Linked DNA regions of Mus musculus: region 2 is linked to region 1. A link is a loop called in an ENCODE intact Hi-C map of the cell type or tissue named here. Cell type or tissue: left cerebral cortex. All regions are shown on one strand. Links, peaks and the distances in the headings refer to the core of each region. The heading gives the core; the rest is flanking DNA.

Region 1 (15,351 bases), core at 2,550-10,549:
CTGTCTAAATGATCCCTTGGAAAGACCCTGGAACAAATGACTATAATTTTATTCAATCGGTGGATTAGAGGAAATGGTCCATTTTTATAAGGACATACTTGGTATGAAAGTGGAAGAAAATAAGCCTCATTTGATTAAATGGATCTCCTTCCTTGGGCTCCATGTTTATAGCAAAATTACAACTAAAAGCAAAGGAAAAAATCTGGTTAATGAATTTTTTTTTTTTTTTTTTTTTTTTGGTTTTTGGTTTTTGGTTTTTGGTTTTGTGAGACAAGGTTTCTCTGTGTAGCCCTGGCTGTCCTGGAACTCACCCTGTAGACCAGGCTGGCCTTGAACTCAGAAATCCGCCTGCCTCTGCCTCCCAAGTGCTGGGATTAAAGGCGTGTGCCATCACTGCCCAGCCGTTAATGAACTTTTACAAATTGCGCACCGGACTAGACTTTGCTCTAGTAAACTTAGTCAATTTTAAGGTATATGCGCCCTACTCTAAGGTACTGCTCTAAGGGTCAGGATTGTAAAATGTAGGGGCAAAATATCCCTGCCTGCCCCTGGTGGTCTCCATGCAGTTATAGAATTACACTGCCGTGTGCTCAATACTCTCCAGAAGAACAAAGTCTTATGCACTTAAGAGTCCAGCAAAATCAACAAGACACACAGAGCAAAAAACTAGAGTAATAGATGGACTTCAAGAGTAGCAACTTGCATACTAGGGATAGGCTTGCTTTCTTGAGAGAGCATGTGGCAACTTCCTAGAAATCCTGTCAGTGGATCACTGCCATGTCAGTGATTGGACATTCATCAGGAGATCTGCTCACATCTGGAAGTCTACACTGAAAGTGACCCACAAAAATCACTTCCTTGCTCCTAAAATTTCCTAAAAGTACTTGACATAATTTCATTTCATACACTGAGTTTAAGTCACTTACAAACCAGAATACTGTTCTTTCACTCATGAAAGACTCACCTGGAGGTCTCATTCCCCAGGGAGATTATTAACTGAGATTAGCTAGCTAGCTGTGTGTGTGTGTGTGTGTGTGTGTGTGTGTGTGTGTGTGTGTGTGTGTGTGTGTGTATGTGTGTGTGTGTGTGTGTGCGTGTGTGTACGTGTCTGTCTGTCTGTCTGAGTACACATGTAAGTGTTGGTATATATGTGTTTTCTATTAATAAATATTAAATTATGGAAGAATGAATGGATGGATGGACAGATGGATGGATGGATGGACGGAAATGGATGAATCATAAGAACCACAGTTTCCATTGCAACCCAATTCTTTTTTTTTTCTTTCCATTTTTTATTAGGTATTTAGCTCATTTACATTTCCAATGCTATACCAAAAGTCCCCCATACCCACCCACCCTGCAACCCAATTCTATTCTTCCCTTTAAAAAAAATATCTCAGTCATTTTCCCTTGAACACAAGTGTCTAGGTTGTTCATAACTCTAGAATAATCCCCTTGTTTTCTCTCCTGGTAAAACACTAATTCCCCTTGAATCTGGAGAGGAGCTATAAATGTGACCTGATGTCAGTCCCTTAATTAGCTTGAATTTCAAAATCAATTAAGATGCCTAGTTAGTTGAATTTTAGATAATCAAAGAGAAGATGTTCCCGTGTGGGCCAGAACTTAACAGGTGTGCACTTTGAGAGAAGATCTGAAGGTCAGACAACAAATAAGCCAAAAGGATTTTAAACCTCATGATTGACCTGTTGCCTTTGACCTGTTTGCCATCACACAAAGATTGCCTACGATGTTCTTTGTACTCCATGGATATTATTTTGCCAACAGGGCACTTGGAGGATAAGTAGTGGCCTGTCTAGGAACTGAAGGCTTCAATCTTATAATCTTGAATCACCAAATTCTGTCAACAGTCAGCAAACTTGAAGAGTTCCTCCAAGGTTTAGATCCCATCTCCAACTCTGCTTGATTTCAGGTATGGAAAAATAATCCAGGTGACCCACGTCTAGAAATCTGACACAATAATTTATATTACTTAGCATATTTGTAGTAGTTTTCTACATAGGTCCAGAAAAGTTATGCAGGGCTCCATAGCTGCTGTGTGCTCGTGGTTTCAGTGTCTACATCATATCCAAACAGCAGCATTTCATGACAGTCCTCCCGATCCTCCGTCTCTGAAATTACGTATGCCCTCTTTTCCACTTCTGCAGTGCTCCCTGACTTTGAAGTGTTTACATATAAATATCCCGGTTAAAACTCTGCTCATTGGTCATTTATTCTCCACACTTTGACCTCATTAACCTCCCCCACCTCTATAAAACAGAGCTTCACTACCGCAGGTGAAAAGCCACATTAGCCTATGGGTATGAACATGCATATCATGCATATTTAGAAGGCAGCTTGACAACATGTTCAATTGGGAACAATGGTATTGGGTTCTTCCCTTAAGTTCAGGTTCACCTCAAGCACAGGCTTTTGACCTGGGTGCCTGTCTCGGGTTGTTGTCCCCTCTCAAAGAACAGGCCTCGAATATAATGACAAAGCGGTTTCTTATCACCAAAATAGTCATGCCACCATTGTCACGTGGGCACATCTTGCTTCGTGGATCTGTATTGTGGCACACACAGTCTACAGATGGGTGAGATCGCTGATGAAGTTTCCTTCCCAGCAGCCCACATGGTACCTTCCATGCCTTGCATGGTAGTCAGCTGGAAGCGAATTTCCAACTCAGTGGCCTATAACCTAACTGAGAGCTGCCCTTGGCTATAAGCTCTTACCATCTCCATGGGCAACCAAGAGCAATGCAAATAGCCTGTATTCTCCTACAGGCCTCTGAGACATCTCTGAACTGACTTAACTATTTTTTCTTTTTTTATTGGATATTTTATTTATTTACATTTCAAATGTCTCCTTTCCCAGTTTCCCCTCCTCAAACCCCCTATCCCATCCCCTCTCCCCCTGCTTCTATGAGGGTGCTCCCCCACCTCGCCACCCTGGCATTCCCCTACACTGGGGCATCGAGCCTTCACAGGACCAAGGGCCTCTCCTCCCATTGATGTCCCACAAGGCCTTCCTCTGCTACATATGTAGCTGGAACCATGGGTCTCTCCATGTGTACTCTTTGGTTTGTGGTTTAGTCCCTGGGAGCTCTAGGGGATCTGGTTAGTTGATGTTGTTTGTTCCTCCTATGGGGCTGCAAACTCCTTCAGCTCCTTCAGTCCTTTCTCTAACTCCTCCGTTTGGGGTCCTCATGATTAATCCAGTGGTTGGCTGCAAGCATCTGCATCTGTATTTGGACATTTATTTGGACATTAATTTTCTACCTAACTCGACAGAGTCAAGAGGCTTGACTACAGAGAAGGAGTCTATCTAGAGCAAGGAAATAAAGAAAAGCACAGGACAGGATGGCTGTGCTGTCCACAGAGTAACAGTCTCCAGAATGTCCATGTCCAAGCTCTGGCAGAGCCTCTCAGGAGACAGCTATATCAGGCTCCTGTCAGCAAGCACTTCTTGGCATCCGCAATACTGTCTGGGTTTGGTGTCTGTATATAGGATGGATCCCCAGGTGGGACAGTCTCTGGATGGCCTTTCTTTCAGTCTCTGCTCCATACTTTGTCCCCGTATTTCCTTTAGACAGGAGCAATTCTGGGTTAAAAATTTGGAGATGAGTGGGTGGCCCCATAGGTTCTCCCTTCCCTTTGTTGGACATCTCAGCTAATATCATTCCCATTGGGTCCTAGGAGCTTCTTGCTTTCCTGGCATCTGGGACTTTCTGGTGGCTACCCCCAGTTCCCTATCCCCCATTGCTGCACACCTCTATTCAATTTCCTGACCCTCTATATATCATCCTTGTCTCCTCCCATACCTGATCCTGCCCCCTTTCCCCCTCCCCCTTCTCTCTTCCTCCCAAGTCCCTCCCACCCTCTACCTAAAATCAAATCACTTTTCAGTTTTTACATGTTTTCATATGTTTGCATACTTTTAAGGGTTTTTTTATTTCCTTATCTTTGTGGAGTTTGTCTTTGACAATGCCATACATACTCAATGATCTGTGTTCATGTCTGTGATCATCCGGAGAGAGAGCAGGTGCCGTGTCTCATTTTCCACACCCTCAAAGCTCTGCACATGACTTGAAACTTAGCAGATACACAATGCCAGTTAGTTTTCTACCTGACTCAACAGAGTCAAGAGGCTTGACTACAGAGAAGGAGTCTATCTAAAGCAAAGAAATAAATAAAGGACAGGATGGCTGTGCTGTCCACAGAGTAACAGTCTCCAGAATGTCCATGTCTTGACCCCTGCTGCCAGACACTGTGACATCCTGTGGCATATGGAAGGGTACTTTGTCAATGGACTTAAAATGAACTCAAAACAGGGAGATTTTCCAATGGTTAGTTTGTTGGTGGTGATGTGACCAAGATACATGAGAGCCACAATTAGTGGAGGAAAGGTTTGGTTTGTTGCACAGATTCAGTGACAGATTCAGTGAGTTCAGGCCATGGTCACTTGGTCCCAAGAGCGTGAACAGAGCGTTATGGCAGTGAGAACATCAAGTAGAGAATAACCCACTTCCTGGATGCGCGGGAAACAGTAAAACAGGAACAGGAAGTAGCAGGCATCCCCAAGATCCCACTTCCTCCAGACAGATCTCATCCCCTGAAGTTTCAGAACCTCCCACAATGCCATTATCTGAGAGCCAGGTATTCAACTCATGAGCCTGTGATGGGTGCTCCGTCTACCATTAACCATAACCCCAGCTGTGCCAAATGTAACCACATATTCTTTAAATCAAGAAAGGAAAGCAGACACCAGGTTAAAAAGAGGCATGAAGATTAATGAAGGGTCGGAGTCGAGTTAGAACATGAGGACTCAACCCACTTTTCTGGCCCTGAAGGTAGAAAGTGGGATTGTGGGGAGGATAGGTCAAGACGTGGGTAATGTTAGAGTGTGGGGCATTACTACCCCAGCAGTTCATGGGAACACCAGTAAGCCCGTTCTGAGGCCAGCAGTGACCTGCCTGATTTCCCCAATCTATTCCTCATGGAAATCTAGCAGCTTACACCCTTGAGAGGCACAGGGAGCCAGATGGCATGAACACTGAGATGATCCATGTGACCAAAATCCACACCATGGGCCTCCTGGGCCTCATTCTGTAGATAGGAGCGTCTGTGCCCTCCCCATTTTTCTAGCATGAGTGTTCTCAAAGCTAAAACTGCTCTTGACCTAAGTGTGAATTTAAGGCTATTTGGGGAAATTGGTAGAGAAATGTTTTGCTTTTTTTTTTTTTCCTAAGCACATTCAGACACATTTCCATTAGAGACAGGGTGTCTTTTTTTAAGATTTTATTTATTTTATGTATGTGAGTACAGTGTAGCTATATTCAGACACACCAGAAGAGGGCATTGGATCTCATTACAAATGGTTATGAGCCATCATGTGGTTGCTGGGAATTGAACTCAGGACCTCGGGAAGAGCAGTCAAGTATTCTTAACCACTGAGCCATCTCTCCAGCCCCAGAATGGTTTGCTTTAAAAGGCTGAGTTCCAGGGCTGACCTTGAACTTGGGTCCTCCTAGGCACCAGTGCTCTAAGGATACACCAACAATTCACAGCTAGCAAAATCTTCATCTCCTCTCAAGGCCCTCCAGGTATATGGTTAAAACAAATGTCCTGCAAATGTGTAGACAGACGGGGCTCTCCGTGCTGAAGCCAAGGTTGTAAGAAGTAGAGGATTTTCCAGAAGTCCTGGCCCAGACTCTCACTCTACAGAGAGAGAAACTGAGGCTGGGTGGTCAGCAGACTATCAGAGGTCAGGGTGCAAGTTAGAGCAAAGCTAATCTTGGAACTCAGCTCTCCAGTGTGTCTCAGTGACTGCAGGTATCACTCTCACAACTGAAGTATGTATTTGAATATTCTAAAGTATATATTTGAGTATTTGAGCCATTTTCTGTGCCTTCCCCGTTGCTTTGGACTGGTTTTTACTCCAACTCCAGCATTTACTCTTTTTTTGGAAAATTGCCATGGGGATGTTAAAGTCTTCATTACCCTCCAGATATAGAAATCTAGTAGGCTTGGGATTTCCCATCCCCTCTTGGCTGCTATTGAACTGTGAGTCCCCATGTCAGGCTGAACAATGTGTACATCTTCTAGCGCCCCCTTCAGGAATTTTCCCGAAATTACATCTAGACTTGGCTTGCTTCCCTACCCTGACTTCTTTTTTTTTTGTTTGTTTGTTTGTTCTTTTTTTTTATTGGGTATTTATTTCATTTACATTTCCAATGCTATCCCAAAAGTCCCCCCACACGCTCCCCTACCCACCCACTCCCACTTCTTGGCCCTGTCGTTCCCCTGTACTGAGGCATATAAAGTTTGCACGACCAATGGGCCTCTCTTTCCACTGATGGCCGACTTCTGATTCATATGCAGCTAGAGACACGAGCTCCAGGGGATACTGGTTAGTTCATATTGTTGTTCCACCTATAGGATTGCAGATCCCTTTAGCTCCTTGCTACCCTGACTTCTTAATCAATCCTCTCAGGGGAAGCTCCTGAAGAACAGGACGATGCTGACCTTACAGTTGAACAGTCTGGAGATTTGGGCTAAGCAAAATTTTCCATCCTATGTAGCCAAGCCAAAAAAAAATCTCTGACGCAAAAATAAGATTAGCTTCTCCCACATGGTAACCTTGCTAGCTCCCAACCTACAGGAAATTATTTTTCACAGAGAAAGAACCCTTAATTACCAACCAATAATTAAAACCTGAAGCCAAGTACAGGAAGCCAGGGCTGAGCTCTTAGCAGTGTTCTTTCACACAGTCCTGGGTATCATGGTGAGGACTGATCTTTCCATGTAGCCTGTACGTACCCTCTCCACGATACAGAATCTGCTGGATAGAATAATAAGATGTATTACAGTGTGTGGGAGATGTTTTCATTAAGCTATGGAGAGAGGGTTTTATAGCACTTGCATTTTATAGCCCTAACATTGCCAAGTTTTTAAGTAAGAGGTTTGGTGTATGTCTAAGACACTCAGAATGTTTGAGGACTCTCTGTGAATTGCTGCTAGGGAGGGAAGAAAGCACTGTTTAATGGTCCTAGGTTTTCCCATGTCTAAACTGTGATGGTTGCCCTTCTCAAGAAGACTATAACTGCCTTCATAGTCATAGGAGAGAGTAATTATGCACATTGCAGATATAAACATCAGGGTTTTGTTGATCTATCAAGAAAAATACACATCAGCTGAAGTTAAGTAAGGGGCTCACATCTGTAATCTCAGCACCAAGAAGATTGGCATGAGTTCAAGGCCAGCCTGAGACACAAAGTAAAATCATACCTCAAAAAACAATGGGAAACCAATGGAAGCGTCTCACAAATCTCAGATCATGGGGCAGGGAAAAGGTTGAAACTGCCATGAAAGTTAGGCCATCCTTGGCCTCATATGGGGAGGAGAGAAGTGTAATTCTTTTTTTTAAAGATTTATTTATTTATTTTATGTATATGAGTACATTGTAGCTGTACAAATGGTTGTGAGCCTTCATGTGGTTATTAGGAATTGAATTCTAGGACCTCTGCTCGCTCTGATCAACCCTGCTTGCTCAGTCCCTGCTCGCTCCAGCCCAAAGATTTATTTATTATTATTATACATAAGTACACTGTAGCTGTCTTCAGACGCACCAGAAGAGGGTGTCAGATCTCATTACAGGTGGCTGTGAGCCACCATGTGGTTGCTGGAATTTGAACTCAAGACCTTCGGAAGAGCAGTCAGTGCTCTTACCCAACTGAGCCATCTTGCCAGCTTGAGAGAAAAATGTCATTCTAAGGGCAGAGGAGCCAGGAGGGTTTGATGCAGGGACATGGCGTTTTTGCTTTCAGGCATGAAAGCAGAGAATGACTCCCAGAGTGTTAAAGGTATCAAGCTGTTCTGTTCTGGTCTAGATGCTGGACCCACCTTGCATCTCCTCCTCCTCCTCCTCCTCCTCCTCCTCCTCCTCCTCCTCCTCCTCCTCCTCCTCTTCTTCCTCCTCCTCTACCATACCTTCTCCTCTTCCACCATACCTCCTCTTCTTTCTTCTTCTTCCTCTTCCTATCTCTCTCTCCTTCCCTTCCTCCTTTCCTTCCATCCCTCCCTTCAGTGGCTCAGTGCAAAGTCCACAGTCACTGCATAAGTGTCCACAATAGTGACCAGATCGATACTGAGCCATTTGATCCAGGAAGTCCCTTGCTGAGCTCCTTACAGAGAACAAATGTCCTCTGCACATAACAGTGTGGTTCAGGAACACACCAGCTAATCACTCACAAGCAGGCATGATTATCCAATACTCCGTGACAGTTGGGTTGGAGAGTTCTTTAGCTCACAACCCCATCTCCCTTCCTGTGCAGAGTTGATTGTGAGTTAACAGAATCTGAGGTCCAGGTTGTGTTTGCATCTCTGCTCTCTCCCTTCCTTTGCCTTCAGATATGCTAGCCCCTGGTGCTTGATCCCTTTCATTTCTGTTGATTCACCCTGGCCAGTAAGGATGCAGTGTGGCTATTTACAGTGTCCCTGGCCCTGTATGTTACATGAATTGTTGCATCTACTCTGTATCTTATACCAAACAGATACACGGTTTGTAGAGTCAAAAGCTCTGCTACTGAGCTGTACCTCTTGGGCATGGGCACTTTCTCGTTCACCTGAACAGAACAGAAAACTGAATATCAGAGAGGCTAGTGGCTTACACAGCCGGGGAGCAGAAAAATGTGAAGCTCACCATATGTCTGTCGCCACCTCATTCAACCTGATCCTCCTTCAGTCATCTTCTGCAAATGCCACTGCCAAAAACAGTGACAAACCTCCCAAACACTGACTCTCTCCCTCCTCCATTCCCTCAGCCTGCCCTCCCACACTCTCCTCTATGTAGTCACTACTCTGGTCCTATCATAAAAAAAATATCCTGGACCAGGCCAATGTCACTCACATCCACAAAAGCAGCTTGCTCCTACTCTTTGAACATTTTCTCCCTCAAACAAGCAGAAACTAAAGAGAGACTTGTTGCTTCCCTGCCTATATCCACCTGAGGGGTCCACTGCCCTTAAAATTCCATCTTCCTCCTATAGACAGGAGATAGTTCCTCTGTCCCGTGAGACAAAATATGGCCTGACTTCTATGGCCTTTTCAACCATTTTTCTGCCCCAGCATCTGAGACATGTGCAACTCTTCCTCTGCCCCACCCCCCCACCCCCCCACCTCCACACACACACTGTTAGGGCCATCTCAGTTTAGGGACCTTTCTCTGTTTGGCTACTTCCTGGCTCTTCATAGTCTATAGTTGTGTGTATGCTTTTGGGAGGGGGTGGAAAGGTGAAGTGGGGGATGTCTGCCCATTGGAGCACCAGCCATCTTGGCTGTCAAATTTACTTTGCTATCCTCCACAAAGTCGGTGGCCAGGCCCGTGTAAGCAGTTAATCAGCACTTACATGGCTGGGGAATGAGTGTTTTACTTAAAACCTCTATGTTAGCCTGTACCCTGTTGTTTCTGCTGACCATGTGAGGTGATTTGAATGGTAATGGGCCCCATAGGTTCATAGATTTCTATACTTGGTCCTCAGCTGGTAGAACAGTTTGGGAAGGGTTGGGAGGTGTGGCCTTGCTGGAGGAGGTGTGTCACTGGAGACAGGTTTTGATACTTTAGTAGCCTCCTGCCCGAAGGCTCTCAATGTGAGCACTCAGAAGCTCCAGCCACCACACCACCTGCTACCTCCCCTCCAACATCATGTATTCTTGTCCCTCTGGAACTGTAAGCCCAGAATAAACCCTGCCTTCTATAAGATGCCTTAGTCATGCTGCTTCATCTCAACAATAGAAGAGTCACTAAGACACCCGGCTTTCTCCGGACAGCTCCTCCCTTTGTTGTGGGAATGATTTATTTAAACCTGAATCACCACCAGCATCTCACTATAAAAGAAAAACTGTCTGCCCCACCAAGAATCATGCAATCAAGAAATGGGTGTGTTTTCATGTTTCCTGGCTCGGGCAGAACTGTTGTATTTCTTCATAGCCTGAAGCTGAGGAAAGAAGGCCCCCTATGCAAAACTGCCTTGTCCAGTCCCAAAGAAAACAAGTGAGAGGAACCAGGGAAGGGTGTGGCCGTGGCTTTCTTATTGATTTTAACTCTTTATGTGCAGTTAGCTGCAATTTGATTTCCAGAGCACATCTTCTCAAGCTGAAAAATAACCAGGGTTTCTTCTGTGGTAGGGATCAGTATTTGAAAGACTTCGAAAACTAATAAAAATTATATGAAAATGTTTGAAAAAAAAGAAATTGTGTGTGTGTATAGATAGATAGATAGATAGATAGATAGATTTGTTCTTAGCTAATAGGCTTTGTTTAATTGTTATTCCAATAGAAGGGAATTCTCAAGTATGGAAACTCACAGGACTCAGCAGAAATAGGTCATTGTAATGTCCTCACTATTAATATGAAGCTCCTTACAACATATTTACAAATCTTTGCACAGGAAAACAAACCTGCCTTGGAAAGAATGTTTATAATTGTCGTCATGGATGGTATCAGTTCCTCAGAGGGAGCGCTTAAAATATCAATTTAAATGCAAATGAATTTTATCATTCCAAATTAGACTCACCCCATTATGTTGAGATTAATATAAAAATAATGTTGAGTGCTAAATTGCAAGTAATTAATATTGACATAGTGAAAAATGTACAGTTTCATTTCGGCATTGGGGGGTTGAGGGGAGTCTTGTCTGCATGTGCCACTGCGTGTCACGATCAGTGTCCTCCGTGCATGGCAGCATAGTGTGTTGATTAACTTGAAAGGAAGACAAATGGCACTGGGATATCACAGAGCCCAACAAGCTGTCCTCTGGATCTAAAGAAAAAAGCACTGAAGCCTGTATTTAACTGGCAAAATTACACTTAAAATTTTGTTTCCTATATGCACAAGCATAAAGTAGTAACACTAAATGGAAAATGAGACCTTTTTTTGTACTCTCTGATTTTTAAAATAAAGTTGTACTAGAAACAGCCACTCTTGTGTTAGGGACAACTACACTCTTGTGTTAGGAACAGCCACACTCTTGTGTTAGGGACAACTACACTCTTGTGTTAGGAACAGCCACACTCATTTACTTCCTTTGGGTTTTAGAGCTGAGCACCATGCCCAGAGCCTTGCACACACTAATCACGTGCCCCGCCACTCAGCTCTAAGTAACAGGCTTTTTTACTTACTGGTGATGACTGCATTCCTGCTATAAAGGCAAATTGTGACACAGACCATAGGGCCTACAAAGCCTGAGACGTTGGCTATTTGAACCTTTAAGAAAAGGTCTACTGAAACCTGTTGATTTGACCAATCATGATCAAGACAAAGACACAGGCTTTACCGGAAATACAAATCTATACAATGTGAGTCCAGTCCCCGGGGAGGGGTGGGGAGGAGCATTTTCTAGCTGGGTGGCATCTGGCGGGCAGGATGCCACCCTTCTCCAGGATGGAACTCTCAGCTGTAAGCTGGAAGGATTGGACTCTCATAACTGTGAAATCATACAAAACGCTCCCCCTTTCCAATAAAACCCCTGAGCAAGAAGCAAAAGCTGTGTTGCTTTTGTAAGGAGATGTTCATCCAGTGCTTTGGATCTATTTAAATACGCCAATACACTCTTGAGAGTGGCAAACATGTCTTAGCACTCACCAGAGTAGCTAAGTGATTTCAAAAAGTGTTTCTGGGTTTTTTGTTTTCTTCTTGCTGTTTTCTGGGTTTTGTTTTGGGTTTTTATTGGGGGGGGCGTTGTTTTTGTTTTGTTTTATTGTTGTTTTATTTAGTTTTTATTTAGCTTGTAGAACAGGCTCACAGTTTCAGGTTTGCAAGATCAAATGTTCTGGAGATTGTCTGTACAGTAATGTATTTTACACTTTTTTTCTTTTTTAATTTATGTGGATGGGTGTTTCTCCTGCTTGTATGTCTGTACATTGAGTGAATGCAGTGCCTCTGGCATCCAGAAGAGGGTGTCAGATCGCCGGGATGGGTTACAAACAGTTGTAAACTTCCATGTGGGTGCAGGGAATGGAACCCAGTTCTTCTGCAAGAGCAGCCACTGCTCTCGTCCACTGGACCATCTATCTCTCCAGGCTCACACTGAAATATGTAAAAACTACTGAACTCGGCACTGAAAATAGTTAAGAAAGTGCAGTGTCTGTCAGATTTTTACAATGGTTTATATGAAGTACCTAAAACTTTTAACCAAACTCAAAAGTTCTAGTATCTATCCCTCATACCTTGCACTAACAGAGCACTTGTATGGCCCTGTTCTCAATGTGACCAGTAAAGAGAAAGTTTCTTTGCCAGAGAGCTATTTGGATTTAAATAAATATGGAAAATTATGTAGTCAATTACAAACCTCTTCCTCTTTAAAAAAAAAAAATCCAGGAAGTGGTGTTATACACCTTTAATCCCAGCACTTAGGAGACAAAGCAGCCAGATCTGTGTGAGTTCAAGGTCAGCCTAGTCAACAGAGGGAGTTCTAGGGCAACCAAGGCTACACAGAGAAACTCCATCTTGAAAAAGCTAATAAAAATAAAATAAAATCCTTGGAAACACTCAGCACTTGAGATGAGATGCTAGAAACAGGCCCAGTATCTCTAAGTAGAGATGATGAAGATGCTGCCCAATAGTGCAGGTCTTATTAGGGTACTTGGTCAGCCAGGCACTATGTCCTCAAGGGGTCTCCTCAGTGGGGAACAGGCTCAGGGAGGGAAGCCCATGGGATGCCTCCCTCGACATCAGTAGGACCTGGGCTGTCCAGAAAGAGCTTTGAGAAGCATTTATGATCTTAATCAGAAAGAATGCAGTGCTGGCCTGGAAACTAATTGGACACTAGAATCCTCCACACATCATGGAGTGTTGGGAATTACAAAGATTTTGGTGGGAGTATTTTTAGCAACAGTGACATTGATGTTGGATCCCAAGCAGGGACCTATATCTATCTCGGGGCTCATTATACTCCAAGTGACAGCAGGCACCTAGCAAATCTCTTTTGATGGTGACCATCAACCAAGTCGCTTGGAGCATCATTAATGGCTAATGAGAAATTGTAACAGAGATGAGATTTTTCTAAACATGAAATCAGATGTGGATTTTTGTAACCCACCATGCTTTTATTTAATAATTTTCACTTGACGTGCAATTCTACCTTAACAGGTCATTTGAAAGTGAACTATATATTACCTCCATAGCTGACAATATCACTTGCAGTATGAATAAGGTGATGGATATATGCTCAGATTTGGGGATGTGAGGGTGTCAAAAATGAACACCCCCCCATAGGTTCATTTATTTGACTGTTTGGTCCCATTGGTGGAACTACTTAGGAAGGGTTAGTGGTTTTGTCAGGGGAGGTGTGTTTCTGGGAGTGCGATCTGAGGTTTTAAAAGCCCTTGCCATTCCCAGCTACACCTCTCTGCTTCATGGTTGTTGTCTTAATGTGTAATCTCTGCTACTGCTTCAGCACCATGTCTAACTTCCTGATGCCAGGCTTCCTACCTTGATGGTCACGGAGTCTAACTTTCTGGACCATGAGCCCCCGATTGAATGCTTTCTTGTTTAAGTTTGCCTTAGTCATGGTGTTTAGTTGTGGAAATAAAAACTTAAGTACCCAAGGACTTCTTAGACTTTGCTGCTCCAGAGACCACAAGCAGAGAGACTTGTCTTCTGGACTGGACTTGTAAGGGGCAGTGTATCTTCTGTGTCTGTGATTTAAAGAGATGGGGACTAGAGTGGGTAAGGGGGCACTCAATGCAAGCTTTACTGCTAAGGAAATTGTCCCATGATCTTTCCTCCAAGGCCAAATGCCTGTAGGCATGCATCGGGGTGCGAATTTAAAACAGCCAAACCTGTTTGCTACCTCAAACTTCTGTGGTGCAAAGACCCATGCTGGAGTGTCTACCCCCAAAGAAAAGGTCTAGGAGCTTCCTGTCCACTCTTGTACACACACACACACACACACACACACACACAAATGCATGCATGCTTTTCACATAGCCAGGAAAACACACGACTCCCACCCATAAGAGAAACACCCACTCATAGAAAGACATCCACACAGCAGCTGCATTTGTATTAGCAAAAGGAAAGGACTATAATGTCCATCAGAAGTGAATAGGTAAAAACTGGTGTATGGATGATAAGTTCATACAACAGTATACTATCTCACATCAAAATAAAAACTAGTGCAAACAATAGAATAGGCATATGACAAAGTGCCGTGTTAACTAATGAAGGCAAACCCCAAAGGAACACATAGACTTGCTACCATCTGCAAGGTATTCTAAGCTAGCAGGACTACACGCTGTAGGGATCTACATGGTGGTTATCTGAGAAATCCAGAGATGGACCAAAAGTGTGTCACATGGTGAACAAATTTTCCAAGTCTTAATTGGCTATGATTATGCAATGTATCCACTTCCTATGCATCAAGCCACCCAACAGATCATACAGGCACATGTGCATAAGCCACACATACAGAAAAGTGACATTCAAAGTGATTTGTAGTAATAGGGCCAATTCAGAAGTCAGTGTGCACCATGAATGTGCTTATGTGTGCTCCAACCCCAGGACCTCAGCGCTCAGCTTTGCCAATGACCACCAGTACGATGCCAGCCCATCCCACTCCCCAAATCACTATAAGCTTAGAAAGGAGGCATCTTAGCGCCTCGGTCACTGCACACTACCAAGTGCTGACCATTGTTTCTGGATTCTTAGGAAAGCATCCTCGTTGCCTTTATCTCTACATTTGCCTTTTAACATAGACTTTAATGCGTGTTCATTGTGATGCCTACTCACAGAAGAATAGTAGACAGAAACCTGCAACTTCCCTCTTCTCTTCTCTACTTCTTCATCCTCTATAAATCCCACTCTCTTTCCAGTTTGGGTGCTGAGGCAGTTCTGTGTGAATCCTTCTAGATTTTTTTTCTCCTTCTAAAACCAGAGTCCTACAGTACATCATATCATCATTCAAGTTCCTCTTCTATTTAACAACATATCGTCGCCTGCAGTAGGCATATACTATAATTTATGTAACCATCCTATAATGATTGATATCTTGGCTTTCCTCTGAATCTTTACTGTTAGAAATGACAGGAGAATGCCTTGCGTGCCTGATTTGAGGATCTTGGCATGCTTGTGTGATTATCCCATCAGAATAAATTCCTGGAAGGCAAATGGCTGGGTCAAAGAGCATATGCAATTTTAATTACACAGTTATGCAATTTTATTGTGTAATTTTAATTTTTATTCCCTCCTCAAAATATTCTTTAAATATGTCCTAGTCATCTCAAAAGAGTCTTTTCCCATTTTGACCTCAAATAGAAGGGAAATAAAGTCAAGAGAAGTAATGAAAATGAGAACT
Region 2 (15,351 bases), core at 2,356-10,355, 590 kb before region 1:
TGACTCTGCTCTCTGCTCTTCTGCAACTCGCAGAAGCACCTGGATATCCCAAGGGTCTGGAACCCCATAGCCCTGGCCTTGTCACAGGCCCGGGCACCCCCAAACGAGCTCCAGCTCTCCCACATCTCAGACTGTGTTTTCCCACCCCGAGGGGTTGGCAGCATGAGATAAGCACAGTCAAACTTCCCGAGTTCCACCTCTCCAAGATGCCGCTTGGACTCAACTTGTACCGACACAGGACTAACAATCCTAGCTTATAGGATCAGAGTCTAGATAGTCCCACAATAGTCTCTGAAGGCTGGAGAGCTGAGAAAAATGAAATTTCAAGAAGCAGGAAGCTTCTCATGGAGGATCAATCATGCAGTCCTTGTGGGATGCTGAAGACCCTCGTCACTGGGGCAAAGCCACAATCATGTCTGAAGAATCTTGGATTGGAGACAACCTGTAGACAACCTGTAGACAACCTGTAGTCTGTAGACAACCGCAAAAGCAAAAAGCTCCTGGCCAGAAAGCTTTCACTCAAGAAGTGAAGCGTGCCTGCACACCCACAAGCTTTGCACATAGTCCATGTTTCTGCTCCAGCTGGGCTCCCAGCCTATTGCCTGGTGCAGCCTACACCCAGGGTGGGTTTTTCCCACTCAGTGATTGTCCCTCCCCCACCACTAATACTCTCTGGAAACTTCCTCATGAGCATGCTCCAATTGTAACTCACTCTTTTTGTAGGCACTTCTCAAGCTGGTCATGTTGACAACCAAGATTAAATGACAGAGAAAACAGAGGACTGAGAACCAAGCAAGAAAGTTTGTCCCTTTTGGAGGAAAAAGAACTGACAGACAGTCTTGATGACAAACGAGGTCAGACTTACTAGTATGTCATGAATAGTTCCTGCAAGATTAGGGTACAGGAGGGAAGGGTGCTGAATGGCAAGAAGCAATTGGCAGACTGAGAAGTCTAGCAGGGCTGGAGAGACAGCTCAGCAGTTAAGAGCACTGCTGCTCTTCCAGAGGACTTGGGTTCAGAGTCCAGAACCCTCTCAGAACTAGGGAACTCCAGTTCCAGGGAATTCTGGCTTCTGAGGGCACAGCATGCACATGGTGCATAGAAATACTTTGAGACAAAAACCCAGGCCCATAAAGTAAAAATGAATAAATCTTAAAAAAAAAAAACAACCAAAACCCTGCATAGCCCAGTCTAAAGCAAAAAGAAAGCAAAGTCAATATTGATTTAATCTTCAAGTTCATCTAGAAGACACAGAATCAATAGAAATACCCAGAAAGTATCTGAAGAGAAACAGCAGTAAAAAGAATATGTTTTTACTAACATAAAAAATAAAGAATGATAAACATTAAAATCAAGTTGCTCGGGCTGAAAATGTAACAAGCGGATCAATAACGTGAGTGGGTTCTATATAACAGCAGCGACCCATATATAACACCAGATCGATAACACCAGGGACCTTCAAAACCTCAGATGCTCAAAATGTAACAAGGGAACAGCCTAAAAGATCCATACAGCAGCACAGAGAAAAGATGGGATTCTTGCTCGCTTTATGCATGCAAATTGCATCCAGCCAACAGGAAGGAGCGGGGTACAACAACGTGGTGATAATCTAACCACTAACTAGAGAAGCAGGAATGAATTTTTCTATCACTGGGAGGACAACATTTCCTTTTGCTTCAAAGTCTTGGAAGACATTACAATCCCTCTGCTTGTGCCAGTGGACAGCTACAAATTAGGCACAGAGAGCAGATGTACACCTTAAAATTGCATTCTAGGCATGTCTGAACTGTGGGGTTGAAACCTGAAGGCTTAAAATAGTATTTGTCAAACTGGAATTAGTAGATTGACCAATTGCTTTAGAATCTCTCTGGGTACGGGAAATGGGATAAATTTCCCCACAAGATACAATCTGAAACCACCACAGAGCTTACCCTAAACATACTGAACGAAGATCTCTGTCTTAGATGTGCAAAATCAAATACATCTCAGACTTAAAAATAAGTAGCAAATGTCTGCCTGAGCGGTCAGTGAGCTAATCTCAGCCTTTTCAGCTTCTGCGAGTGACACTTGGATTCTGTCAGTCAAGGTGCTGCTTGTGTGAATGGATCATCAGAGAGATGCCAAGGCCCTCTTCCTGCATACACTGTGCTATTTCTGTTTGTAAACAAGGGACTGGAGATGGAACTGTATTTAGTGAGATTTTTTTTCCCTAGTGTGTGATGTAAGCTGATATGCTAAAATGTGAGTGATCTACATAATTCAGGACAGGGAGAGAGTTCTATTCTCCCCCTATCCACACCTTAAAATTATCCTTAAAGAGAAAATGCCACAAAATCACACACTGATGAAAATCTATTCTAAACCTATACACCAATGCACTTTAGCCTTACAGAGAAGTGAAAGTTTAATGGTATGTTTGCAGATTCACAGTGCACCTAAACTCCTGGAATTCACCCTGTCAAATTTTCAGATACAATAAAAATACCTTCAGTTACCTGAAAAGCTTGGATTTTCTTCATATATATTGGTGAAGGCAACTGAATGGTTGAAGTGATGGCTCAGGAGTCAAGAGCCCTCATTGCTCTTGCAGAGATTCAGGGTTTGGTCCTCAGCACCTACAGGGCAGTTTACCGTCATCCAGAACTTCAGCTCCAGAGGCTCAGATGTGCATTTTTGATCTCCACAGCTACCAGGAATGTATGTAATGCAAGCAAAACACCCCCACAAATAAAAACAAAGCAAGCAAACAGAAATGCTCCCAAACACAATAATGAGACAGATTGAATTGTGGAATCAGATATGAAATCTCTCTCTCTCCTCTCTCTCCATATATATGCATATCCATTCTTTCAATATGTTAGGTAATATATAGTTATATATAATGATATATATGTATATATGTACATATATGTGTATATATGTACACATATGTGTATATATGTACATATATGTGTATATATGTACATATATGTGTATATATGTATATATGCATATATATGCACATAAAACCTCAAGGCATATATTACACTTTTTTTAATAATTTTACAATTTGGAGAACAATATTCTTATTTAAATTATTTACATTTATATGGGATTAATTGTTGTTACTCTCCTACATAAACAAATAAGAACTTTTTCCAAGTTCCTAATTACAGTATCACTGATAATGTTATATATATGCTCCATGCAAAGGTACTTGGAGGGCTGGTGAGATGGCTCAGTGGGTTAGAGCACCCGACTGCTCTTCCAAAGGTCCGGAGTTCAAATCCCAGCAACCACATGGTGGCTCACAACCATCCATTAAGGAGATCTGACTCCCTCTTCTGGAGTGTCTGAAGACAGCTACAGTGTACTTACACATAATAAATAAATGAATCTAAAAAAAAAAAAAAAAAAAAAAGGTACTTGGAGTCCTCAATTTTTCAGTGTAAAAGAACAAAGTTTGGAGAATTGAATTGAGAGCTCATAATATGAAATCTACATCTTACCAGCAGATGGCACCACAAACACATAAAACCTAAACTTGAGGCTTTGGTTAAGGTGGAAATGTAAGAGATTTACATACATCAGTTGCAAATGAGATCTAGCTTTCCCCAAAGGAGATTCTTCTCTGCCTTTGGTTGCTCTTTATGTGAAAAGGAAACTGCCTTAAGTGGCCTGCAGATTACTCTGAGAGTGGGCAGAGATGCCTCACTAATCATACTCACCCCAGTGCCCATAAACTAATTATCTCCTTGGCCAAATCCATAGACTGACTGTATCTCAGAGCGATGTCTCTCTGCATGGTAGCCATGCAGTATGGTCAGACATGTCAGTTCCCTAGCATCACAGAGAGCTGTACAATAGAACCCAGAATTTACTCCTTGGGGAATGTGTTCTAAGAAACCACATTATTCCAACGATATATGCACGTGCCTCTCCTGCTGTGACATCACAGATTGCTGTAAGTTGAGTTTAGAGGATTCTCTTTCCTAACCAGCCTTGCAATCTCTAAAATGTGTCTTTCTCTTCTGTGTATCAATGACAGCATACTCCAACATAACTTGTCCATCTTGACTCTCTGTATCTGTGCACTGTGGAAGTTAATGTCATTTCTACAGGGAGACCTAACTCTGGAGCAGACCTGCTTCCATTAACCTTTCTAAGTTCCTGTTTTGCACACAAATCCCCTTTGCTGTATTGACTCAAGCTTGCTATTTTTCCCTCCAGATTTTAATGTCTCTGCTTTTCTGGAGGGAATCCCCATGTCTCGTGCTGACTTAGTGTCTCAGCCTTGCTCCAAATGATTCACACTCCTTTTCTATCCACCAGTAGATGAGAAAATGCAGTACGGTTCCTATGGAATGTTGGAGGGACATGCAATGGCCTAGCATGGCTACTACATTGCAGTCTCTCCCATCCCACCCCACTTTCCAGGCATTCAAGTAAACCAGCTTGATCAGGGAGCTTTAGGTGGCCGAGTTCCAAAATCTGCTCCGACAGATTGTTTCTGGGTTTCTGCAGTGACAGCCTCCTACTCTCAACTCTGCCCAAGAATGCCTGAGACCCAACCATTTTTTTTTTTTTAACTTTCACTAGAAGCTGACTGGCAGGTGCATTGGTGAGCAATGTGCTGCATTTGTGGGAGGTTTCAGAGATATGCAGAGGTCCACAGACGTGGAGTGGTACTGCAGTAGAGTCATAGCAGTGCCACTTCTCTTTGATCCTGGCCACCTTCCATGACACTTGCTCTAGCCTGCACCATCCCTTTATTCTTGTCGCCTCTTCCTCCAACCCCTCATCCCTCCCTTTTGAGAAGAAACACCATTTCTCCCATCCCTTCTGCAGTACAGAGGCCCCCAAACCATCTCTCATGGTGCACACCAAGTTTTTTCTTTAAGTTAAAATGCCGTGATCTCTCTGTGTGTTCATTAATCTTCACTGTGATTAAGGGTGTGGAAGCAGCCAGCACCTGACTGTGGTGTGTATAGGAGGGGTCTCTGGCAGGAGATTATGATCAGCTACAGTGACCCCGATAGCATTTCCGTGACTGAATGCAGGCAGCTTCAAAAGCACACACACACACACACACACACACACACACACACAGAGAGAGAGAGAGAGAGAGAGAGACCAGGAGAGACATATGCACACACTCTCTTTCTCTGGCCCCTACACCAACCACCGTGAGACTCTGCTAACAGGAAGACCACCACTGATAGCCCTAGGACTGAGAGCTAAAATCAATGTATGAGTCAGTGGTATTGTGCTAGTATGCAAAAAGGAAAAGAAAAAGAAATGTGTACAAAGAGCTTTTAGCCCAACAAATAATGACTAGCTTTCCCCCATCTCCTCCTCCATAGGTTATATGTGGTGCAGTACAGGATAGTCTCAAACTCACTACGTAGGCCAGAGTGGCATTGAACTAACATTCATCCAGTCTTAGCCTCCTGATGCTGCTATCACCACTAAACTCAGGAAAAAACAGATTTTCCTTTATATATTTGGAATTGCAGTTTCTCTTAAATTTGGCTTCCTGACTATCAAAGTCAAGAATTTTTACAGGACTGATGTGTTCAGGGGGTGATGACAGAGGGCACAGAGACAACCAAAAGCTCTAGAGATCGCCCGAATGCTTCTCAGCTCTGATGGCCAACAGGCTTTTATTTCTCTAGGTGCTGGCAGGATTTATGTCAACTTGCCACAAGCTGAGAGGAGTGACCCTCAACTGAGAAAGTGCTTTTATAAGGCTGGGCTGTAGGCAAGCCATTAGGGCGTTTACTTAATTCATGACTGATGTGGGAGGGTCAGGTCCATTATGGGTGGGGCTACCCCTGAGCTAGTGGTCCTGGGTTCTATAAGATGGCAGACTGAGCAAACCTCAGGGAGAGAACAAGAGCCCCTAAAAAGCACTCTTCCATGGCCTCTGAATTAACTCCTGCCTCTAAGATTCTTCCCTGTTTGGGCTCCTGCCCTGACTTCTATCAGTGATGGACTATGATGTGTGTGAGCCAAAGAACACTTTCCTTTCACAACTTGCTTTTGGTTATGGTGTTTCATCACCACAATGGGAACACCAACTAAGACACTCAAGGACATTCTAGGACAGTGGGTCTCAACCTTCCTAACATTATGACTCTTTAATACAGTTCCTCATGTTGTAGTGACCCCTAATCATAAAGTTTTTTTTTGTTGCTACTTCATAACTGTAATTTTGCTATGAATCATGATCTAAATACTTTTTGGAGATAGAAGTTTGCCAAAGGGGTCTTGGCCCACAGGCTGAGAACCACTGCTCTAGGAGACTGTGGCTAGATCATGTTTAGATACATATCTGATTGTTTAAGAAGCTGCTCTATTTTTTCCGAAGCTATGCTTTTAAAAAACATATTTATCAGTATGTGTGTGAGGGTGTGGGGTCTAGTTTTTCCAAGGTCTAGACATTGAGTAATGCAAAGTGTTACTGCGAGAAACTGAAGAGCTAAAGCAGAGGAGACAGGCACTGTTTTATGGATCAGAGAATCAATAATGTTAACTTGATAATTCTCCCCCAAACTGGTTTACAGTCAAAAGCCCAGAATTTTTTTTTATTATAAAATAAGTTACTAAACTGCTTCTAGAATCATATGTGGGAGGCTAGCATGGATAAATGGATAAATGGATAAATGCTGTTTCTGCCTAGCCAATTGATCTTAGACTCCTGCAGGTTTTCTTCTGAACTCCACATACACAATACACACACATACACACACACACACACACACACACACACACACACACACATACACACACACACACCACTACACACACCATATCACACACAGACCACACCACATACACATCACACCACACCACACTACACATACATCACACTACACATGCATACGCAAGCGCGCACACACACACACACACACACACACACACAAATTAAATGTAATTTTTAAAGTATGTAAAATTATATGGGAAGACAAAAGCCTTCGTATAGTAAAAGCATTTGGGGAAGAACGAAGAGAGGGATAACACCATTTAACTACCAATGACCGCTCCTCCTGCACACGTGTGGTCTGAGTGCAGTAGGCCTTGACTCTCCAGGTGATTCTCCATTGGAAACCATTGGATTTGTAAGAAACACATTTCACCAAAACTCTAGGGGGCACCACAGGCTGGTGGCTGACTAAAGAATTATACTTGCATATAAATAGACAACCAGGCAGGCTTTCTGAAACCATTTTCCCCCTTCCACAAAATCAGATGCCCCAGGTGAAAACAAGAGCATAAATGACTTAAGAGTGATGGATTTGACAGCTGGTAGTATTGTTTTCTTGCAAAACAATACTCCCACGAGCCTGAAGCAAGGCTGAGCCAGAACCTGACCTTGCTGCCACTAAGGAAATTATCTAGGGTGGAGCCTTCCTCCCTAGATCACTCTATTGTTCAGCCATTGTCGCTGTTCCTCTTCAAGATACTGCTACCTGCTGAGAGGCGCCCCCCCCCCCCCACCATCTATTCCAGAGACTTCGCCCTATCCTGCACATCATCACCTGCAGCTGGTTCCAGGCTCCAAGGATGATTGGCAGGAATGGGCCTTCCTCTTCCTTTATAAAGCGTGTCCGCCATTAAACATTTGAACCTTGAGCAGACTAGTTGTCTTGGTTCCATTATTTCTCAACCCGCCTAGGCTCCCTCTTTTCTTTCAGTTCCAAGATGCCTTCCAGGCTCGAACCCAGACATGAGAGCCGCAGGCCGGCCCCAACATATGAGGATTGGAAACATTCATGGTTTCTGAGTCTGTATTGACTCTCCCTCTTAGAAGGAATATGCATCTTTTGAAAAGTTGAAAACAATCTGGGTGGTTTCCAGAACGTCAGACTTGCCAGGAGCCTTTAAACTCTTCTGAGAGCGCTCCCACATCCCGCACACTCTCTGTTTTAGTCACCGTGCATTACCTCCAATCCAAGCTTAACGCTCCAATCCCAGCGTTCAGTTCCCCAGGCAGGGAAAGTGACTCCCACTCTGTCATTGGAAAAAGAGCCTCCCTCCTGGAGACCTGCAACATCAGTCCCTGCCACTTTGGAAGGGAACTTGATATGCTCACACACACACACACACACACACCTCCCCCACACTCCGCCCAGGTCATCATAGCCAGACCAACTGATACATTTTGTGTCCCAGGGCCCCACCTTTGGTTGAATGGTTACTGGCAGTGCTTGCGTGTGGAGAAAGGGCTTATAATTGCATATTAAATGAACTGGAAGTGAGTTTGGGAGAAAGGTCATTTTTATCATTTTCTTGCCTTTGTTCCAAGTACTGTCTGGGGCAGAGCATGCATGGCATACAGTTGCTGATGGAGGTGAATGCGTCTGTGCACGTGTTCAGGAATGGTTCACGTTATTGAGTCATTATGTGATACTGTGAATAGATTATCTACGAACTCTTGTCTCTGAGTTGATTCCTCTCTCTGCTTTGCCACCGCCTCCTTCTCCTCTCATTTTTTCCTTTGATGCTTTTTCCTTTGCATTCCTCCTCCACTTCCTTTGTCTCCTCCTCCTCTTCCTCTCTCTCACTCACCCTCTCTCTCTCCCCTCCCTCCTTCCTTCTCTCCCTTCCCTTCCTCCCTCTCCCCTTCCACTATGTTGTCTAAACTAGGCTTGAACTCAAGATTCTCCTCTCTGCCTCCGAATGCTGGCATTACAGTCCTGCATCACCACACCCCACCCTGGGCTCTCCCTAACTCTTAAATGTAAAGGAATAGCTTTAACTTTCCAACCTATTCCTTCCCCTTTCCTCCCCTCCCTTCTTCCCTCTTTTCCTTCCTTTTCTTTTCCTCCTCTGTCTTTCTTATATATATGGATGTTTATAAATACATGCAATGAGAAGACTAAAGTAATGTTGAACATATTGAAGATTTGGCAAGTACTTCAATGTGACCTGCACATATTGCCTCTTATTGGCCACAAAGCCACACACACACAGTCTGTTACTTTGATTTATCAACCTACAATCATAACCAAACAAGAAATTTCCTTCAGTAGTTTAGTGATGACAAAGAAATAATTTGCTTCTATATACATGTATGAATCCTTTGTGTATGTGTGTATGTATGAGTGTGTATACCTGTATGTGTATGAGCAGACATCTATGTGCACTCCTTTGGGGGACAGAAGTCTATGTCAGAAATCTTTCTCAATCTCTCTACCTTATTTTTTGATTTTTTTTGAGGCAGGATATCTCATTGAATATGGGGCTTGCTGGTTCAATTAAACTGGGTGTCAGGCCCCAGAGATGCTCCTGCCTCTACCTCTCCAGTGCTGGGCTTCTAGATACTCACTGTTGGGCCCAGCTTGTATGTGGTGGCAGGGACTGAATCCAGGTTCTCATGTTTGTGTGGCAAGCACTTTATTAGCTAAGCCACTTCCTCAACCCACTGACTCCTCTTTACTCTGTCCAGAAGTCCCAGTGGCTGTGACAGGGCAAGGTGCCCTCAGTGAATTACTTCTGTCCTAGAAAAATACACCAAATGTGACACCTTTCTTTTAAAAATTTAATTTTCTTTCGTAATTTTATATATACATACAACATATTTCAATCATATTAGCCCCACTCCTCTTTCTCCCCTCATATGCACCTCATACTTTCCAACCCTCTTCTAACTTTATATTCTCTTTGCTTTTTAAAAATATAACTCACTGAGCCCAATTTATGCTTCCCAAATATTCATGGGTGTGGAGCTATCTTCTGGACTGTGCTCAACCTACCAGGAGCCACGTTTCATCCTTAATGAGAACGGACTGTCCCTCCCCCAGAAGCTATCAACTGTCAATAGCCCCTGAATTGGGGTCATGAGCCCCTTTCTCCTCCATGGTAGAACCTTGTGGTTACCTATGGCTTAGTCTTGGGTAGGTCTTTTGCAGATAACCACAGTGGTTATGAGCTCCAGGGGGCAACAGTCCTAAAGATTTTTTTTCTTTTTTAGATTATCAGGTGCATGGGTGTGTGAAGGCCAAAAGCATCAGTTCTCCTTGAAGCAGGAATTACAGGTGATTAGGAACTGCCCAACATGGATGCTGGAAACTGAACATAGGTCCTCTGTAAGAGCAGTCAGTGTTCCTAACCAGTATTGATCTGCTGTTTACATTTTCTGGCCAATGACTTTTCTCTAATTAGTCCAGTGAGCTCCTTCATTTTCTTCATTTTCCCTTCATATTACAAATACCTTTGATTGTCATACATGTTCCCATGTTGCCTGTTGTTGATGTGAGATCCCGTTACCATTTTTGTTAGTCCATTAAAGTCCCCTGGAGGGCTAGTTCAAACCTGGGCCATGGGGCTTCACTCCTTGGAGCTTCTGAGTCAGATGAGACCAAAGTTTGCATTTCTAGCAAGTACTGTGGCTGCTGCTGGTGGCAAGGGTACCTTTGAGGTCAAACTCAGTTATACACCATTTGACCATCTGACATTCTGATTTGAACTCAACAAGTACATGTCTTGGATGGAGAGTTTGATGTAGTCAGGCTGAGCTGTGTGTAAGATCCTATGCCAAGGAGGGTGTGGTCATGGAGCTAGGAAATGACTTATGTCCTACCCCTTGACCCCAGGGGTCTGTCTAAGTTTGTCAGTGGGTAAATCCCAGAGTCTTGACCAGTGCCACATGGCAGGCACCTTCATTTGTGCTGCCTCCTCCTCTCCCTTTCTTCATTCTTGTGGCCTTCTCTCCATTTCTTGGAGTCATTCTCTAAATCAAACTTCCTCCTCTTCCCAAACACTTTCTTCAGAGAGTTCTACTTCAGGAAAACCAATTTAATATACAGTCTATTCTTAGCCTGGTCCTTATTGTCTGAGTTACCCCGGCATGCTTTGACTCTCTGAAGCCCATTTCCACATGGGTACCACAAGAACAAAACAATTGTCCCTAAGGGTTATTGGAAAGATGGATATGATGCAGGAGGTTATAGAGGTAACACTGAAGTTTGACCCCAAGCTGGTGCTTGAATTGCAACATGGGTGCCGGGGGCATTTTCTTCAGCTTTCCATTCCTATAACAAACACCTACCATGATCAGCTTTCCATTCCTATAACAAACACCTACCATGATCAGCTTATGAAGAGAAAAGGTTTACTTTGGGGCAATTTTAGAGTCATCAGTACATTGCTGGTTATATCTCTGCTGCTCTGGCAAGGCAGCACACCATCGTAAGCATGCATGGCAGAGCAACTGTAGTGGTTTGAGTGAAAACAGCTTCCATAGGAGTGCCTTTAGGAAGTGGCACTATTAGGAGATGCGGCCTTGTTGGAGTAGATGTGGTATTGTTAGAGAAAATATGTCACTGGGGGTAGATTTTGAGGTCTCAGTTGCTCAAGTCAAGTCCAGTGTCTCACTCTCTTTCTGCTTCCCACCATGATGACAATGAACAATGAACTAAACCTCTGAACTGTAAACCAGCCCCAATTAAATGCTTTCTTTTATAGGAGTTGCTGTGATCATGTATCTCTTCACAACAGTAAAAACCCTAAGACAAGAACTCATAGCCAGGGAGGGACAAATCAGAGCCCCATACCTCCTGAAGAAGCTCTCAATGATACTCTCAATGATACAATGATATAAACCCTCCCACTAAGCCCCACCTCTAAAGTTTTCCATCAAACAGGGGACCATGTCTTCAGCACATGAACTATTAGGAGACATTACAGATCTAAGCTATGGTGTTCTGGACCACATCTCCAGCATCTGGACTCTTAGGAGACATTGCAGATCTAAGCTATGGTGTTCTGGACCACACCTCCAGCATCTGGTCTCTTAGGAGACATTACAAAACTAAGCTATGATGTTCTGGACCACACCTCCAGCATCTGGACTCTTAGGAGACATTACAGACCTAAGCTATGACATTCTGGACCACATCTCTAGTATCTGGACTCTTAGGAGACATTTCAGATCTAAGCTATGACGTTCTGTTTCCTCCTTCCCTTCCACTTTCTTTGAAGGAGGAAGACGACAGAGGAATGAATAATTTGCTAGCTCTATAACACATACAGGTGACATTTGTTGCAGCTGCAGGGGGGCACATGTGAGTGGGTTTATCAATGTCCCCCTCCACCCTCCATGCCCAGAACTTAGCTCTGTCTCAGATAGTTGGAGTTGCAGACAAGAGGCTCCTAGTGGCCAGGGGAGCCTGCTCCTTCTCTGTGTTTTAACAGGGTCCATCTGAAACAGCTTTGTTGGTAGAGCATATTTTGCATTGCTCTTTGCTTTAGCTATTGAGGGCCACTTCGTTGATTATCTGACAACATTTCTTTGCCCTCTCCAATCCTGCTCTCTCTCACATCTCATTTTAGAAACTATATTTGTTTCTCCTTTTATTTTTGGGATAATTTTAAAGAAAAAAACATCCATGAGATACCAGATGTTTCCTATGAGAACACAAATTATTGATGAGCCTCAATGTGTTGACAGAAGAGGAAGACAGAAATTCAATTAATTTTAGAATTCTGTGCCCAGCCTACCTCCCCGCCATTTGGGCAGATAATAAAATGCCGAAACAGACTGTGAACAGAAGTCAAGAGATGCTGATGAAGAGGGCAAGTCACAAGGGGCTGCCCCTGCTCTTTCCACTCACAGCAGGTGTGATTCGGATGGGCCCTCTCTGTGAAAGAATCTCCAGGCACTGCTGCTGTGTTTCGATCCACCCGGAGGGCAGAACGGAGAGCTAGAGAGAATGTGAAGGAAATACCAAACAGCACAGGAACCCAGACAAGGGTCATAGGATACGTGTAGAGTATGAAAGCACTGCCTTGTCAATTTACCATCATCTGAGAAGACATTTCCTTATGTATTCTAATTTGAAGAAGAGAATCCTTTTGAGCACAGAAGTCTGGGGTTTTGGGCTATGAAGTGGGCTTCGTCAGGCATTCCATCACTCGTCTGTGTTTCAGCAGAGCAAGGCGGCAGAGAATAGTGGGTTCGTCTTCCTGGTTCCTGGCAGAGCCGTGGAGATGACGATGGATCAGGGAGATCGTTTAAAATGAATAAATAGAATTTGAGATGCAGATGATTAAAAGCTTGGGAGCTGTGGTGAATTGATTTCCTTTTTTGATTGATCACAGTGACATTTCCTTCATGCTGGTGACTAAGGGTATTTATGTCCAGCAGTCCTATCTGATGCATCATTTTTGTACAATCCTCCAGAGGCCTTGGAAGTTCTTATGTAAGAGGTTACTATTCACTGGACAGTGTTCTGACATACACCCATGTGTGAATACACCCCACGCAAGACATTAAATGTCTTAAGCTATTCACAAAATTTTAGCTATCATGAACAATTTCTACTATGAAAAAAATCTCTTTATAAGTTTTCTTATATTTATATTTTTCATTTTTATTGTTTGATGGTTTTGCATATTTATATAGTGGAATTTAGTCATTTTCACCCCTGACCCCCCTCTTACACTTCCCGCCCTGTCTCCCACTAGCATCTTTCTTCTCAGTGTATCCTTTCCTACTTTGATGTCTTTTTTCGGTGTGTGGTCCATTGAGTTTAATTAGAGTTACTTCTGTGAGCCTAAGTGGGAAGTTACTCAGTAGAGCTGGAGCAACTTGTCTTTAGTTATAACACTGGGTAAAGTGACGCCTCTACTCCTCAAAGTATATATATCAGTAAGTTCATAATGACCTAGTAGGCAAGATGTCCTCTGAATGTTATGGGAGTAACTAACCTCCTCAGATTGGATTTGAGGCTCTAGTCATAGGAGGAAATTTATGCCTGGTTCTATAAATATGGTCAAGACCCCTTAGCTGGGAGATCATATGAACTTGGGGGAAACTTGCTACTATTGTTATACTAAGCAATGATGTTAAACTGCCTTCTAGATATTTATATTTACATCAGTAAATCAGTGCTACATCTAACCTTCATCTGAGAAACTTCTTACTGCAACAGGTGGCAGTGAAAAGAAACATGCTGAGACTAAGTGATCTCGGAGTTCTCAGCCCCTATTGTGATAGCTTCACACCTATTCAGTCCCACCAGGGACAGCTATGACATCTCTAAGGCTCAGGCCATGTTTCAGGAGAGGGGAAAGAAAGAATGAAAGAACCAAGGACGAGGAGATATGCAACAAAACGTTCTTCTGGACATGACATCGCCCCTGCATTTTAAGTTATTTCAACTGTCGTTAGCTATGTGCACAAAGCTTGTACAAGATTGGGCCCATCAGCATCATGAAAAGTCAAGTAAGCATATTTCTGGTTTATTTTCACTCTATTTTAATAGATACCATTTAATACTTTTTCTAAGTACTATCTAACAAAGTTTGGTCTGGAAGACATTGTTGCATAAAAGCTACAGTTATATATTCCATTTACTTTCTTATAAATCCAGACCGAAGCCTTTTGAGCTTTGTAAAAAATTTTATGTACACATATTTTTTTATGTTTCTACTAATTAAGCAAAATATCGTTATTCTCAAACTTAAAAATAATTTGTCTTGATGTATCAAAATAATGCTAAAGGTTAAATAGAGCCTTGTGTGTGTAGGCACACACAATGAATAAGATTTAAACATGAATCACAGAAATTTGCATTTAATTCAATTGCTCAAAGGGTCATTAAAATTTGTAAAGAGCCAATTGATAAACTAATGTTTTCTCTCAAGAAATTTGCTCTCCCAGAGATAGATAAATTGCAGAAGAATTGTCCCTGGTAAAGATAGGTGAATGGAATGATGATGTTTGGGACAACTTCCTGGTTAGATGGGGGAAAAGAGACAGCCCGGGGATTGCATCAGTGGGAGCAGACAGAGGCAGTCACTCTACAGAGACCCGAGAAGCAGGATGTTCACGAGGCACAATTTCACAGGCAAAACTTTAAAGGAAAGAAATAACCACAGATATTTTGGAGATGCAGCCTGCTTTTCATCTCTGAATCAGAACTCGCTAGATCACCAGACCCAATTGTTGGAAAAACTTCAGTGGAAATTCTTCTTTTGCTTGTTTGTTTGTTTGTTTGTTTTTTCTTTTCCTCAAGACTTCTGTCTCTAGCCCCTGCTTGGTTGGTTGGCCTAACCAATTAACCAGGGGTCAAAACTGTTTGAAAAAAAAAAGTGTCATACCAAGGCTAAGTGACTTGAAGGCCATTGAGGATGACCCTCCCTTATAAACAGCAGTTGGTAAAATCAGGAACTAAGAATGCAGAACTTTGATTACTGCCCGCCAGATGGCCTTGGGTAGAGACCAAGTCTAAACTGTCCCCCAAATCTCATGATTAGTATCTAGCTGGAGGGCTTTTTGGTAAAGAACAAAGGAAAGAACCTTACTCCTAAGAGTTGGTCCAAAGGCTCAGTTCATCACCCAGGCAGGAGTGCCTTCTCCCCCTC

Evidence for each region. A loop is a pair of places that touch in the nucleus more often than their neighbours do. Peaks named below come from ENCODE experiments on the same cell type or tissue, not always from the same donor. Only the 100,000 strongest peaks of a DNase experiment are listed, where the experiment ranks them.
Region 2: it touches region 1 in a loop (3-fold over the local background); 9 of 42 quality-filtered maps call a loop at or near these places.

What each region holds. Positions count from the first base shown.
Region 1 is chr2:143,703,366-143,718,716 of GRCm38, forward strand. All of the region lies in intron 5 of Pcsk2 (proprotein convertase subtilisin/kexin type 2), which reads left to right. Among named protein-coding and RNA genes, the nearest start is that of Pcsk2os2, 78 kb to the right of the region's middle. In left cerebral cortex, for the core only: CTCF peaks have their summits at 5,316 (motif pointing right) and 6,115 (motif pointing left); DNase peaks (open chromatin) are centred at 5,086, 6,054, 8,758 and 9,734; H3K27ac peaks cover 963 bases.
Region 2 is chr2:143,110,441-143,125,791 of GRCm38, forward strand. No RefSeq gene overlaps it. Among named protein-coding and RNA genes, the nearest start is that of Otor, 40 kb to the left of the region's middle. In left cerebral cortex, for the core only: CTCF peaks have their summits at 3,495 (motif pointing right) and 7,131 (motif pointing right); DNase peaks (open chromatin) are centred at 3,517, 4,480, 7,145 and 7,843; H3K27ac peaks cover 1,253 bases.